Linked DNA regions of Homo sapiens: region 1 is linked to region 2. The links are chromatin loops, found by intact Hi-C in ENCODE. Cell type or tissue: mammary epithelial cell. All regions are shown on one strand.

Region 1 (5,000 bases), 220 kb after region 2:
TCCAGGCAAACTTAGGCAATGTCCAGGAATATTGTAACCCCATAGTACTCAACCACTGAGGAACTGGGAGAGGGGCTTACATGCTAGGAAGTAAATTACCTGCTGTAACTGCCCCGGGTGTGCCTGCCTACTAAACACCCGATCTTGCAAGACTGCCATTAAAAGTCTTGCTTCTGCTGTACTGCGTGTCTCCGAGTCCATCCTTTGGGTTTGGAAGGATAAATGTGTTTCTCACATTATTCCATGACAAAGCCAACTTCTTTTAAAACTTAATGTCTGTGTCATGAGCTGTGGATAAAACACTACGAAATTCTGAGCCACATGCTCTGGAAAGCAATTCGTAACTCAAACAGCTAAAGCATCTCTAGAAATATCGTTTAAAACAAATAGACCTGGGATGTACTTATTAATTACAATAAATTTTATTAAATATATACAAAGTAAGTCAATTAATTTGAGGTTTTGTCTTATTTTAGTTGTCAGTTTGTGTAGTTTTTGCATTTGTAAGAAAAATAAACTTTCTCTATGAACCAAAGTAAGGTTCACCAAGGACATATACACCTATAGATAAAAGAGCAAGTGTGCCTTTGCTGTGGATCTCTTTACTTACCTTCTGTTTCTCTTTTCAAACTGTGGGGTTTCTCTTTATGACAGTTCTTAAACCATTCAATACAATTACTGAGGAAACACTTTTAAAATACAGAAGCCCAGGCCCCTCTAGATTTTTTAAATTGGAATTTCCAAGGATGGGGCCCAGATATTGACTGAGAAGAACCAAATGACATTTTCTTTATGTCTTGGTAAGCATTCACAATTATTGTTTCTTTTGAAATGTGGGCCAACGTGATACATAAAGAAATAACCATATGACATTTTATATACTTTGGCTAAGTATAAATATATAATACACTCTGGTATGGAAACACATCATAATGTTGAGGAGCAGGCATACCTTTTTCAGAATATTAAGCAGATCCTGGTACTGAGAGAAAGAGTAGAGAAATTTGAAAAAGGCTTGTATCTTCTGTTGCCAGACACAGATAGTAGAGCAAGAATTTCACAGTGTAGCCCTGCCCCTCCAAGTTCCAGTTGATAGTGGTCTAGATTCTCATATTGAACCAAAGTCATCAGATTCAGTTCAATTAAAATCTGAGCACCTGCTGCATACCAAAAATTGTTCCTGGTACTGAAGTTAAAAGATTGTCTTCCTAGCACCTCCCTGAAATCAGCTAAAGCCAATTAAATTCAACAGGAGCGAAGGGAAACCCAGGCAGGGTACAGGAGTTAGGGGTGAGAGACTTTGGTTAGTCCAGCAGGAAAATACCTCCCTTCAAAAAGACAGAAGAAGAGACTCAAAAAGTAGAAGAGGTGTGATCATGAGAGACTGGTAAATAACTAGCAATAAATATGTCAGCATTTTTCCTACCTTAAATATCGGCCTTGGCAGGACTACACTGATTACAGAGGTCTGATTTAGAAATTGGCCTTGTAGACAGATATCTAACCCAGTGGCTCCCAAAGCTCACTGTACATTAGAATCACCTGGGAATCTTGAACAACTGCTGCTACTTGGCTCCCATTCAGGACGTTCTAAATTAACTGGTATGGGTGTGACCTGGGGCATTGTGTTACAAGTTCCCCCAGGTGATCCTAATGTTCAGCGAAGTTTGAGAGCCAGGTTCTAGTTCCATGGAACCTGGTTATTTGGCAGTTGTTCTTCAAAGCTAGTCCACAAACAAAGAGCATCAGCAACAGGTTAGAAATGCAGAACCTCGGGCTCCACTCTAGACTGAATGAACCAACCTCTTTCACAAAATCCCCAGGCAGTTCTTATGCACATTAAAGTGTCAGTAACATTGGTTGAAGACTATTTCTCTATTTTAAGAGGAGAAAAAGAAAGTTTAAGAACCATTTCTAACACTTTCATCACCTTTTCCCATTATCTGCCATGAGTGAATCTTAGTCTTTAACTGTTAGTTTCTAACAAGTATAAAAAGGAACTGATAATACTCATTTTCAAAGTGTAAATTTGTCTCTACTCTGAATGTGAAGCTTAAAACCTGCTGCTAAGGTGCAAGAACCTATTCAAGTTGCTTTTTATTTGCTTCTATTGTGTTGGAAGGAAGAAAGGGAGAGAATGATCCCTGCAATTGCCACCTGTTGAATATTAGCATCAGTAAGCATGAGCTCCTTTCAGGAACAGTCTAGATGTTATGACTCCATCCACCTGGCTAGAGACTCCTGGCTTCTACAAGCTTTTTTTTTTTTTTTTTTTTTTAACCACCCCCATCCCCTTCCCTTCCCCTCCTAGCTCTTCTTTTTTTAATTATCGGAGTTGTCCTAAATAATTTCAAATGTCATGGAGATAAGTGAAAGCTTTAAATATTAAAGACAGACCAGTACCTCATCAAGGAAAGCAGATACATGTCCAAGAGACAACGCAGGTAACTCTCCAAATAAAACCACTTGAGAAAAGTCATTTACTCCAATGCTTTCAGTAATCTTCTTGGAAATAAAAACAAGTTTATGGTTTGCATCTCTTGGAATCTAAAACAAGAGCAAGATAATTAGTTCAAGTAGTTTTCTTGTTAACAAGCAGGATTTACTATATCCAACTTGTAGCTGTATTGCTAGCAGAAGAAACAAAACCTGGCATCTTGCCTGCCCTATAAACAAGGTCCTTCTACGGCTCTTCCCTAGTATGCAGCGAGTATACAGTTTTCTTTGTTCTTTTATAATGCTAATTTCACAGCATTACTGGTGTGGAAATATCACCTTTTAAAGGCATGCCAATTATACCAGTTCATTATACACCAAAAAAAAAATCTTATAACTAAAAACAAATAAGGAGCACGTAGGCATGTAGAAATGTTTCAATCCTAAAGGGTTATTTTTTATACTCTTCTCTGGTTTGGAAATAAGCCAAACTGAGATAAAGACAAGCCCAAGAGGTTAATTTGTATTTCTATCAAAGAATAGAACCGTATAACCAAAACATGCTAACATTTCCACAACTACTGAGTCATTCCATTGAACATTATAATAACTATTTAACTTAGGTAATACTAGAGTTGTGTTCTATCGCCTTGTCTACTGACAAACTTATTTTTTTTAAAGTTACAATTAGGAGAGTCCTAAAACAAAAGAATTCAAAATTCACAATACCATAAGGCAGCCTTCCTATTACTCTTTCTTCTCTGAGATCCTATTTCCCAACTATTACAATGACCACACCTAGTGATAAAACGACATAACATGTTAAACTGAGCATTGCGCTACTTAAAAATTGTGAATCTTGCTCCAAACTCATCATACTTGAAAAATACTAAATACAAGTGCTGTACGTTAGGTGATACGTTAACCTTTTAGTGGACAAATCATCGAAATTCAAAAAGAAAAGGAAGAAAAAGAAGAAAGGAGGGAACTGTTCCCTCTAAATGTTCAGTAAACACCCATGTGTGCGGAGATTGCAGGGGCCTTCCTTTTTAAGGACTTAATGTTTTTGCCTGGGGTGAAGTGTTGTTGGCACGTAATCAAAATACGTGACGAGTTACATGCGCTCTGCCAAACACCCCATTTTTTAAAGGATGTGACTCCAGAGTGACCCAAGAGCAACTGAAACGCAAGTTTTTTGGCACAGAAAGCCCACCTGGCGCCTAACACCCAAGCAGCTAAAGAAAGCGCTGGTGTTCTTGGGTTATCCTGGTCGAACAGGCTCAACGCGGGATTCTCGGTCAGATACAAACTGCTGACTTAGGAAACTAACCTGCAGCTGCTGAACTGCAGAGTGGGTGCACGTGGGGAGGAGTCCTGCGGGCCTCAGGATGGGGACTTCAAGCCAAGTTTGTTAAAGTGCCCGAGTGAGCGCCCCGCGGGAATCCAAAGGGGAGCGACTGGGCTGTCTCCCCTGGGTAGTTTTGTTGGATGGGCAGGTCCCCTTGCCCGTCGCCTCTTACCTCCTGGGAAGCCGCAAGGCGCCCCGAGGCGGCGAAGCTAAACACAAGGCAAGCCGGGCTGGTGCTTTCCAGAAACTCCCCAAGAACCTGCCGGTTGTCCTCGCTTTCCAAATACTGGCTCCATTTCTCCTCCGTGAACCCCAGCATCATCGCCAGGCGGCCGCCGAGGAAGCGCACCCGCGCGTCTTGGGCGAAACTCCGCGCTCTCCTGGCCGCCGCCTCCTCCTCGTTCTCCTCCTCCTCCTCGAGCTCCACAGCGCCCACTGCCTCCAGGCCGGCCCCCGAGGTTAGGCGAAGGGTCGGGGCTTCTCTGAAGTCTCGCGCCTCCCGGGCTGCCACCTGGGCTGCCATTGGGCAACCGTCCGAGGGAACGCGAGGCCGGCTGGCTCCTCACCCGAGACTCTGGGCCCCCCGAAGTGAGCGAGGACACCTCCGCAGGCGCCCACCCTCCTCCGCGGTCGCCGCGAGCGCAGACCCTAGTCTCCCACCTGCTGCTACTTAGCAGCCGCGCCACTGCGCACAGCTGTAGCCTCGCAGGCCGAAGCGAAGGCCTGGGACAAGCAGCGCGTCCCGTTTCCCGGGGGACGGTGTCCCCGCCCCAGCCCGCTGGGGGCGGAGTGAGCGCACCGCGCCACCGCCCAGTATACGCCAAGGCCAAGGCCGAGGGGAGAGGCCCTCGGGCTCTAGGTCCCGAACACGGCCGAGAAGCCGCGTGTCCGGGGTGGGTCTGAGCCCCCAGTGCGCTCGCTCCACTGCCCTCCGGCTCCTTCGCCTACTGGACACTTGGTGGAGATCCCAGCATTGGTTAAGTGCTCTGGATGAAGCAATGCTCTCTTGTGCCAAGGTCCGTGCTAATCTCTTACCTTGACTAGTTGACATAATCCGTAGAAAGCCAAGTCTCTGACTGGTCAGTCTTTGTTTTATGGGCAAGGAACTAAGTTACAAAAATAAGTAACAGAGAAGTTTCGGGGCCCAAGTTGAAGGCTGTTATTCACCTTTCCCAAGGTGTCCAAATATTACCAGAAGAGAGCCAGTCCTGCAATT
Region 2 (5,000 bases):
AAATTAGCAGGGCGTGGTGGTGTGCACCTGTGGTCCCAGCTACTCAGGAGGCTGAGGCAGGAGAATCACTTGAACCCGAGAGGCGGAAGTTGCAGTGAGCCGAGATCATGCCACTGCACTCCAGCCTGGGTGACAGAGTGAGACTCCCTCTCAAAAAAAGAAAAAAAAAACCAAAGAATAAAAAAGCAATCCAGCTACCTCTTTTATAGCAAGAGGACAGAACAGGAGATGGTGTGAATGGTGTGGCTGCTTCTGGTAAGGTCAGCACCTAGAGAAAAGCCACAAAACTACAAACTTATAGGGATAGCTCCATTTAAGTCAATTACACCTTCAACTGAATATTCATGTCCAGATTCCTGGGCAGCTACAAAGTCTGGACCCTACTTATGAGGTCGAGGCTTGAAGAATGGGGAAGGATGTTTACAACTACTTGTGTCTTTCCTCAGCCATCTGAAGATATGCTTAAGCCAGTATAAGACTTAAGCAGAATCAAGATAAATGTGGTTGCATTTATATTTGTCTTAATATTTTTAAATGGCTTCAATATTCCTTAGAAAGAGGATTATTTTCCTCAAATTCACACAATTTCTACTGCATAAGGTTATCTTTCTACTTTTTATTCATATTGAATAATCCTAATTTATATTTCTTTTTTAAAATTATTATACTTTAAGTTTTAGGGTACATGTGCACAATGTGCAGGTTAGTTACATATGTATACCCTAATTTATATTTCAAATAAAGAACTGTGCTTAAAGTCATTAATATGATAGAAACTCTGCTAAGATAGCTATCACTGACAAAATGTTGTCTTATACCCTTTGTGTTTGGCATGCCATTTTAAAAATGAATTTACAGACCATTGGGGAAACAAGTCTTTAAATATAGCAGTAAAATAACTTTCCTCTTAGAGTGGACTTTCTCGCCATCAGTTGTGGAAAACAGTAGTAAAATATGTCCTTCACAAGCTACCAAACTGCAACAATTGAAGAGGTGGTTGCATGGGGAATAACTGCTTTTCCCTGAAAAAGCTGATGATACGGAGTTTGTGTCATTACTTTTAAGTGGCACCACATAAGGACAGAGGATTTTAACTCATCGGTTGGTCAACATGCCCCCAAAGATGACCTCTTTCACCTTGCTCAGATCTACTCTACACCATCCAACAAACATCTCACTCCTTCACCAGACAGCTCACTGTTTCATTTCCATTCAGTAACTTCTCCTTTCATCTGGCTCTGCTTTCAAAGATGTCTATGATTCATTTTACCTTGAAAAGCAAAAACATCACTTGTTTTTCAACACCGCAGCTTCTCTTGATTTTTCGTTGTAGAAACCGTGTACTAATCACTAAGCTCTTCACACAGTTCTCTCTCCAACGAGCTTCTCACAGCCTTTCCAACACTGTTCCCAGGTTTACCCAGATGGCTTTTCCTTCTCTCCCTCCTTACACACCTCCTCCCATCTCCATTTCAAAATCTCCTTGGAGAGGTAGTGTGCGTTGACACAAAGTCTTCAGATAAATACTTAAGTGTCAAACTGTTTTGGTCATTATTTGTCAGCTGTCATTTAGTTCAATATTAGGCAACAGAAAAATAGCACAAACATTAATTTAGATGCAGTCAACCCGTACCCCTGGGTGCTGAGTGTGTACTGATGGAAAATTACACGCCAACACACACAAAACTGCTTGCCTTTAACGACTCCTTTCTCTGTGGCCAAAGGGGGTCACCTTGTGTAAGCACCTTACACTCAGCAAATGACGTCAATAATTAAGAAGTGCCTAAATTATGCTGATAACTTTCAGTCTTAAAAAAGGAAATTAAAACTAAGAAAGTGATCAAATTAGTGCTCATTCAAAAAACTTAAAAGCTGTTTTTGACCTCTACAGAAAAGACACCACAGGTTTTTAGAAGACCATGGACACATTGTACTCTGAATTATAATTATTGCTCCTGCGCAACAAATTAGGAAGGTGGGAAAGTTAAATAAGCAGCTTGCACTGAAATGAAATCATCTGACTCATTTGTTTTGAGGCACAATTCAGTTCAAGAGAAATGGGAAAGTGTTTTTAAAATTCCTATTTGGCACTCAGCATCCTATAGGAGGCGTTATGACACCATCAGATCCAGCTTAGCACCTGACAGGAGCCCTCTGGACTTAACACGATGCAAGTCCTGCCTCATCCAGCAGATGTCAACGGTCAACGGCATATCAAACTCCTTTAGCTGTTTTCAAAGTGGCACCCACCTGGACAGGAAAAAGCCTGCACAGAGTAGCAAAGGGAAGAAACTGTAAAAAGCACTGTGCCACATGCCAACTTAAACCATGCTACTAGCTCTAATTTCCTACCATTTGACAAAGTAACATGCAGAAACAAAGTGCTCTGGCCCCTTTCTCTTCCTTACCAAACCAGCCTGATGAAACACAAATTTGCTATCAGAAGATACATACTGACTCTCTCCCTTTAATAAAGCAGCATTTTGAACCCTTCTTGTAACTATCACAAGATAAAATGATGCCCTAGAAAATTCCAGAAATGCAGCAGACCTGGCAATCACATACGAAATTTGTGTTAATATTTATGACAATTATTTGTCACATTTAATGATTTTCCAGATGTTAGAGTACAAAATGTTTCTGGCAGACTTTAGAAGAGATCATTTCTTATTTTCATTTATTTGTGGAAACGTTTTAAGTGCAAGTGTAGAGGAGAGAAGGACAGGGGAGGTATATGAATATCCTAAGGCCTCTACCATATATATATCTTCCAAGTTAGATGTTGCTTGACGGCTCTTCCCTAGCAATCCACCACCAAATAATTAGATTAATAAACATTTCAGGAAAAGACTAAAGGAGAAGAGGTCTCCCTCCACAAAATTCTGTAGGTGTTGGTGAATACTTGCATGTGTACTTACCTCTATAGCTGCTTTTTTTTTTTTTGTAGAAGCAAAGGAAAATGATATTATGAACAATAAAGCTAGCTGCATACAAACAATTAAATATGTAAATATGACCAGATTTTTAACCATATGGCCGCTGAATGATACAATATACAACAAAATGTAAAAGGATTGCTTTGGAAAGGTGGCAGTTATGCCTTTTGGGTAACGGTGGGGCTACAATGGGTTGTACCTGTTCATGATAATCTTTCAACTAGAAACAGACATCATTCCTCACATATCTCCAGTTCTGTGTTTGCCTCTGAGAGTCACTTTCAGTGTCTGACCTATTCTAGGAACCTTTCACCTTATCACTCAATGGAATGAGAAGACAAAGCTCCCTGGGAAATGTCCACAATCACTTTTCCAAGCTATGTAATCAGAAAGGCACTAGACATGAATAAAACTTCATCTCCAGGAAATCTAAATCATAACCTCATATCTACATCCTTTTTCCCTCTGAATCTGAATGCTTGAAGCTTTTGTTGTTTTGTTTTGTACAACCATTTTAAAATGCCATGGGATTTTAAATTTGATTTTAAATTTTAAATTTGTCATCATGAAGAAATGACAAATATAACCCATAAAACATAAATCTGTAAAACAGTAAGTAGATATATTATTTGACTTAGTGGTTATGGGATACAGGGGCTGATTTTTCAACTATTGCTACTATGAGAATAACCACAATTCATTGCCTTACTTGGTTAAGAAGCAAGCAGTGCGTGGCTACGGTGACTACATTTCTGTTTGGGCTTTTAGTTTGGACTTAAAGGATTTATAATCAGCAAGCCCCATTATGATTCAAGGAAGTAATGATCCTGGGCTTCCAGTGAGTCAGTGCATGAGTGAGAACATACTCAAGTGCTGTGTGCGTGCCCGTGTTCACGCACGTGTGCACATCCTCCTCAGTATGTATGGTGGAAAAAAGGTCAGCCATCATATTCCTTAGAATGTAAACTAACAGATAAGTTTAGCATCTTAAACAAATCAGGATAGCTTTCTGATAGGAGATGTACTGTGGAAAGCACTTACCTACTGAGGATTTTCAGAGTGTGTGTGTGTGTGTGTGTGTGTGTGTGTGTGTGTGTGTGTGTGTGTGACGCAGGCTGACACGGCATACCTCAATTCCCTTGGTTTCCTCAATGAACCTCCTGCTGACGGAGACCAGAGCCTCCTGCGGCCACGCATGAAACCAGTCAATAGCCGTGCAGTTAACTATGGCTGGGAACTTCCGAGCTCTAACTCTCAGCGTGCGACCAACTGGAGAGAAACACAAAATGATCTGTGGAGACATGGGGGCAAGGCAGAAACAGGCGGGTGATGAATGAGCAGAGAATTACATTGCAATCTTAGACAATGAGAGAAAGGAGTGCAGCCAACTGTGACATTAAACTACCCTAAAGCCCTAGAGAGTGGACAGCAACATTAACCTCCTTGCTAATCAAAGTGGAAACCTGTCCAAAGAGGCTGCTCCACTGGACACAGAAACACTGCTGTGTACTTTCCTTAAAACTTGTCTCTCTTTGCTTAAACATTTTTGGTTATCATTAATAGGGGAAAATTTTATTCATTTACATTACACAAGTAACATTATAATAAAAATAAAAATTAAGAAGAAATCACCATGATACAATAATACCAATGTTTTCATCTTCTGTTTCTTCCATTTTGTAATTCATCAGGTTCCATAAAGCTGCATAATACACTTTAAAAACAATGTCTTATCATCTTTAATGTTTGTGTTTCCATTTAAAATGAAATACATCTACTTGAGCTTCCGCTTCAGATTTTTAAAGGAATTAAAAATTCTGTTTATACCATCACACTGGTCTTTAAGAAAAAAAATCAGTTTAAACATTCTCCTGCTGAGAATTTTTTAAGTTTCTGCTGTAAATCTAAAGTTTTGTGTAGCTATGTAATGACCTAAAAGTTAATTTAAATCTAAATATACTTCCGTACTTTTTTTAGGGACACAAGGGATTCTGTCGGAGTCCTGAGGGTGGCTGTGACATCTGGCTATGACAGTAGGTCACAGAAACTCAGTGAGAGGAGCAC

Evidence for each region. Hi-C counts contacts between places; a loop is a spot of excess contacts. Peaks named below come from ENCODE experiments on the same cell type or tissue, not always from the same donor. Only the 100,000 strongest peaks of a DNase experiment are listed, where the experiment ranks them.
Region 1: it touches region 2 in a loop (3-fold over the local background); 5 of 110 quality-filtered maps call a loop at or near these places.

The regions. Positions count from the first base shown.
Region 1 is chr7:21,542,553-21,547,552 of GRCh38, reverse strand. DNAH11 (dynein axonemal heavy chain 11) reads right to left here and starts at 4,514. Exons shown (of 82, transcript NM_001277115.2): 1 at 3,957-4,514; 2 at 2,404-2,547. The coding sequence starts at 4,307. RefSeq lists enhancers at 1,392-2,358, 4,691-5,000 and a silencer at 4,593-4,642. In mammary epithelial cell, no CTCF peak of the experiment used is centred here; no DNase peak of the experiment used is centred here; H3K4me3 peaks cover 1,033 bases; H3K27me3 peaks cover 459 bases.
Region 2 is chr7:21,764,655-21,769,654 of GRCh38, reverse strand. DNAH11 (dynein axonemal heavy chain 11) reads right to left here. Exons shown (of 82, transcript NM_001277115.2): 55 at 4,066-4,227. Among named protein-coding and RNA genes, the nearest start is that of CDCA7L, 180 kb to the left of the region's middle. RefSeq lists an enhancer at 3,938-4,453. In mammary epithelial cell, a CTCF peak has its summit at 2,145 (motif pointing right); a DNase peak (open chromatin) is centred at 2,144.